2 separate regions of the Homo sapiens genome follow, and region 2 is linked to region 1. A link is a loop called in an ENCODE intact Hi-C map of the cell type or tissue named here. Cell type or tissue: chondrocyte. All regions are shown on one strand. Links, peaks and the distances in the headings refer to the core of each region. The heading gives the core; the rest is flanking DNA. Region 1 has its middle 17 kb from the start of SLITRK6. Region 2 has its middle 61 kb from the start of SNORA107.

Region 1 (2,940 bases), core at 277-2,776:
TTATTTGGACTTATTTGGAATTTACTATCATCCTCTTCAAGTTTAAGAAATGGGTTGAGAAGGGAGCAGAAGTCTGTGATCTTTCTAACATATTTGTTTTATCCTTTTCTTCCTCTTTCTCTTACTTCTTCACATCAAAGGTGAGGCTTTCCATAAGCTTTTCTTTTCTGGAAGGGGCTTCTATTTAATCATATTCTTTTTCAGTTTTAGGTGAAATGGGAACATTTCACATTTTATCAAAAGAAAACCTACATCTTGCTCATAAATTAAGAAAAATATAAAATACTAACACCACTGTAATTTCAAAACAAATTGCAGACAGAGACAAATACAATGAAGAAATGATACTAGTGGTAACTTCTAGTTTGTACCAATATCCAGTTAATTCAGAGCTCCAATATAATGAAGTGGACATGACATACATCACTTCTAGGTCTAGCCCTAGAACGGTTTGTCAATTCTTCAGTCTCTCTCTCTCGTTTTCTCTGTCTCCATAACTAGAATAACTTAACAGCCCTAGAAGCTGTGAGCACCACAAATGTAAAGAGGCATGACTCTAATTACTGCTTGGAGCAAAGTCACACAAGAGATTAGTGGCCAGAAACAACCGCATTGGAGTATGTGCAAGCCAGAGATTCATTTTTATTGTATGAAGCTAAGATAAACTGAATTATAAAAATTCATTGCAATCCATATGAGGTTTAAAAAAAGTAGAAATAAAAACGGGGAGCCAACAATAAAAGTTTAAGCTTTCATTGTGTAAATCATTAAACTTGATATTCATATAAATAATAAGTTAATTCCATTGCTAAATTAACTTTACTGGATTGCAAAGCACTTTATGACTTTTCCTGGATTTCCACATATTAATTTAACCTTAATTTTCTTTGTTTCCTGTGATTAAAAACACATAATTTTCCAAATATTTTATTCATTAAGTTTCTATTTTCTCTTAATTATCATAAACCGTAGAGAAGATTAATTGATACCTACATAATGTTACTACAATAAATATAATTTTAGTAAATACCTTATTAAAAACACAAAAGATTCTTTGCAAATACAAAATAATGATATATTCCTTTGAGTGTCTATGCTCTGCTTTTACCTTGGGAACAAAATGTTGCTAATATAATGTTTTATTTAAATCATTTATGATGTGACTTTTTGTATTTGTGGTTTGTATTATTTGTTATTATGAAATAGTATTCAATACTAAATTTAGAGCTGTAAATTTACTAATAAAGATATTGAAAAAAGATATATTTAGTCATAGTTTATCCTATCCTGAAAACCTATGAAATTTAAAGTAATTTTTAAATAATTTTCAATCATATAATAGAAAAAAGTGTTAGCATTCCAGTGACAATTAATAGGCCATGTATTGACCTGAAACAGCTTTATGAAATAGACTGATTTTGGAAGGGTAAATTTATTATATAAATTATTCACCATAAATTAACTTTTAACAGTTTTGTATACATTTCAAAATAATAAAATGTTTTCTTAAATATAATCTAGGATTCACAATTTCCAAAGACAGAGAAAAAGATTATAAACATTTTAATGAGGTTTAGTGTTTTAAAAGAATGAAAGTATTATATCATTTATATAGGCACATGCTTAAATGATTTTCACTAGTATTTGCCAACAGCAGAGGGAGATATTGAACTATAAATTACAATTTTACCATGCACATCTTTTGCAGAATGATTTATAGCCAGTTAGACATTTGATTTTGAACTTGCTTTTCTTGAAAAAAAACACCTTTCTTACACATATTTTATGAAGATATTTTTCTCTTGAGATATGTTTAACAACCCACAACCAATAGTGTTTTTAAATTTGAAAATTAATGGATTTACATTATGCTAATATATCACTTGATATTTTACTTAACGTCTAACTTTTAAATGTCAAGTAACTCAAAACTAATGCATTTTATGTTTCATTAAAACTGACTAGGGCAGTAAAGCATGATCTTTTACACTCAGCCAGACCTGAATGGATGCCTCTGTTCTGTTATTTACTAGTTGTGTGGCCCTCAGCAAGTTATTTTTCTTTTCTAATTTTCACTCTTTTTACCTGTAAAGTAAGGATCATAATAATATATCATTTAAAGGGTTGTTGTAAAGACTCTCTCTCTCTCTCTCTCTCTCTCTATATATATATGTAGTGTTTACCAAAGTAATTTTCCATTAAAGATGGTCAATATACATTTATTAATATTCTTGATATGATTACTATTTTTAGAATTCAAGAAATAGTGAATGCATAAAAATATATAAATCTTCAATTATAAATCATATACAACTAAATTATATAAAATAATGTTGATATACACATACTTTGTAATACTTTGTGTTCTAGAGTAAAATACATGACATAATTTATAACATTAAACATGCAATTAAATTTTGTCTGGTACATGATAATCATCCTAATCTTACTTGTAATATAAAATGTCCTTTTCGTGTTTTTGATTTTATTATAAGAACTGATTATTTATTTTAAAATGTTAATGTCATCAGAACACAGGCCATCTCAATTATATAATATTTTTTAAATGAGATTAAAGAAATAAAATGTGGGGAATAAGACAACATTGATACAAAGTAGGTATAATCTTGGAAGACTGTTATTTAATAACTTCGAATGAAAGTATAAGATTGAATTTAATTGTATTGAAATTAGGAGAAACTGTGGATTTCTTTGGGGTTCATAGCATTCGATGATTGCTATATCTTCCATTTCAATCCAACATTATTCTATGCAGGATAATTAAATTTAGCTCTTGTTAAATTATGTCACCTCATTTTCTGATTCATTTTATACTGCTGTATAATGTAAGGTATGTTTTCACTAAGCTTTATTATGTGAAACTGTTTTCCACTTAGCAGGTCCTACAGCTGAGGTTTCTACCATTTAATTTAACTTTTG
Region 2 (2,940 bases), core at 113-2,612, 970 kb after region 1:
ATAACCATTGACCAGGAGCTGAGACAAAGAGAATAAGCCCTGTTTTCTTAGCCACACTCAATCCAAGCAGAGTTTCAGTCCTCTGATCTAGAAGGGATAGGCTGGAGCCCGAGTGACATAGACTTTCACTGTTCTTAATAAGATTTATTGCTTCTTCATTTGCTGCATGCTCTTAGGACAATTTGCAGAGTCTTTAAAAGCTAAATTGTTTATACAAATGTATTTTTACTAGCTTTTGCCATTCATAGTTGATTTTCTTGGGAGAGGTTCTGTGTAGTTTCTCATGCTCCTATTCTGAAAGTAATCCCCCAAAAGCATGTTTTTTCTTCTCTTTGTTAAAATCATTTGGAAATATTTATGAAATAAATTTAGTTAAAACTAAAAAATCAAACTATTAAGAATTATGTACTATTAAGTGATGACTTTCAATCATTTTTTTAAAAGCATTTAATGATATTTTATTTTACATTGTGTTTCATTTTACAGGTTGAGTCTCCTTTTTCCAAATGGTTTTCAAGTGTTTTAGATTTCAATTTTTTTTTGATTTTACAATATTTGTATTATACATGCTGGTTGAGCATCCTTTATTCCAAAATCTGAACTCTGAAATGTTTCAATGAGCATTTTATTTGAACATCATGTTGGTATTTGAAAAGTTTTGAATTTTGGAACATTTTGGGTTTCAGATTTTTGGATTCAGGATTCTTAAACTGCATAATATAAAACACAAAACAAATGTTCTAGTTCAGTTAAAATTACCACACAGGCAGAAAGTGTTGAAATATGTACTCAATATAGGACAGAGAGTTAAAAATAGTCATTTTTACCATGAATTAACTATACATTATTAAAGATTTGCTCTGATACTTTCATCTCCCCCCCCACTTTTTTTTTTTCCTGAGACGGCATCTCACTCACTCTGTTGCCCAGGTTCCCAGGATGAGGTGCAGTAGCACAACCTCTCCTCACTGCAACTTCCGCCTCCCAGGTTCAAGTGATTCTCCTGCCTCCTGCCCAAGGAGCTGGGATTCAGGCATGCACCACCATGCACGGCTAATTTTTTTTGTGTGTGTATTTTTAGTAGAGATGGGCTTTCACCACTTTGGCCAGTCTGGTCTCAAACTCCTGACCAGAGGTGATGCACCCACCTCGGCTTCACAAAGTGCTGGGATTACAGACATGAGCCACTGGGCTCAGCCATATTTTTATCTTTATACAGTCAATGAACACTTCCATTCATCAGTTACTGCAGGCAAACTAAATTCATAGTCATTTTATTGAGTATAATTGCTTTGAACTAAAATCTCTAGCTATTGCAATGCAATTTCATGCTAATGTAGAATAGACACAGGTTAGCAGGGGGAAAAAGGCTTTTGCTGTAAATCATTTTGAATGTGACACGTAATTTTCAGGTAAACATTTCTGAGAGGCATGTAAAGAATATAATTGGAATAATGTAAAAATGGCTAAAACTCTCTTTGGATTTCATTTTGAAAAGAAAAAAATATTGTTTTGGTATCCTGTTTAGCAGGTGATTTATTCTTTTGCTGGGTTAGAGCTCCCCTATGTGGCTATTTGGTTGAGACACACCAAGAGCTCAATATTGATGTATTTCAACAACTAAACATAAACTATCCTCCTAGATATATCTCAACAAAAATATATTGAGATACTCATCTATAAATAATTTTAAGTTTTGTAGAAATTCTAACTTTTCTCTCTGAATAGAACTGCCAGGAGAATTTTAATAGGATTAAAATTCAGTGAGAACATAAAGTTAAATGCTATATGGTATCAATAAAATAAGCAAATTTATAACTAAGTCAGCATGCACCAGTTTCTCATACTTGATTGACGACTAAGTTTGAAATAGTTTATTCCCAAAAAATTAGGAGGAAAGTTTATTTTCCATTCATTTAATTGGTCTATTTTAATCAAATTAATATGTGTACATTTGAGGAGGGAAAACCATGTAAAAAAGTAGTTATCTCCCTCAGCACACTGAAAATTTTGCAGAGAATGTAATTTATGTAAACAGATGTCAAATAATTCTACTAAGTACAATATCAACTGTAATAATCTATTAAGTTTTCATGAGAATGAAAGAATTTGAGCTCATTTTATAACATGCTTGGGATATTTTCATCCAAGTATACATTTCAGTTTGCATAAATTGCAAAAGTAAAAATAAAACTAAGGAAAATTTTAGGATATGTCTAGGGAATCAAAACCTACCAAGTATTATCAGACACTGGATCTGGAAAGAGAACCACTTGTGCCTTGCGAATCATATTCATATTTCATATTAACTTTTCAAAATATCTAAAATTCAAATAAAGCATATGAAGTTAAAATGGAAATTTACCATATAGTCTTTTATTTTACATTTGTGAAGACAGTAAAAAATTCTTTTTCAATGATTTAAATTTTTAAACATGTGAGCTATTTCTGTGCTTTGCTAATAATGCAAAAGGCAGTTTATATGAAAGGTTTATGAGCAGCTTGCAAATAATCTGAACATAAAAACTCACAAGTAATTATTAACACTATACCTCACTAAAATATAAAAGCAAAAGAGACACCACTGAAATTAAAAAGAGGATAGCAGTCATTAAGTGTAATCGTTGCTACCAGCCACCATAGTTCTGAGTCATAATAACCTCACAGTAAATATATAGTTGTGTGATTGAATGAATGACTAAGCTATTTGCAAAATGTAAAATTTTCTTTATGCCAAATGTCTCTAACATAGATACCTAAACAGATTATGCCTTTACATAATTGCCATATCATCCCAATACAGGTAAAATCAATAATGATGTTGTCATCAATGGATATTTCAGGATGAATGAATTCACATTCTCTAGGGGAATGCTAAATATTACTAGGGGATAGGGAAGGTGAATTTAAAATACCCCAACCAAATCATCCAAAAATAGA

What was found. Hi-C counts contacts between places; a loop is a spot of excess contacts. Peaks named below come from ENCODE experiments on the same cell type or tissue, not always from the same donor. Only the 100,000 strongest peaks of a DNase experiment are listed, where the experiment ranks them.
Region 2: it touches region 1 in a loop (4-fold over the local background); 12 of 110 quality-filtered maps call a loop at or near these places.

The regions. Positions count from the first base shown.
Region 1 is chr13:85,815,336-85,818,275 of GRCh38, reverse strand. No RefSeq gene overlaps it. Among named protein-coding and RNA genes, the nearest start is that of SLITRK6, 17 kb to the right of the region's middle. In chondrocyte, for the core only: CTCF peaks have their summits at 1,433 and 1,652 (motif pointing right); no DNase peak of the experiment used is centred there.
Region 2 is chr13:84,843,289-84,846,228 of GRCh38, reverse strand. No RefSeq gene overlaps it. Among named protein-coding and RNA genes, the nearest start is that of SNORA107, 61 kb to the right of the region's middle. In chondrocyte, for the core only: CTCF peaks have their summits at 1,344 and 1,551; no DNase peak of the experiment used is centred there.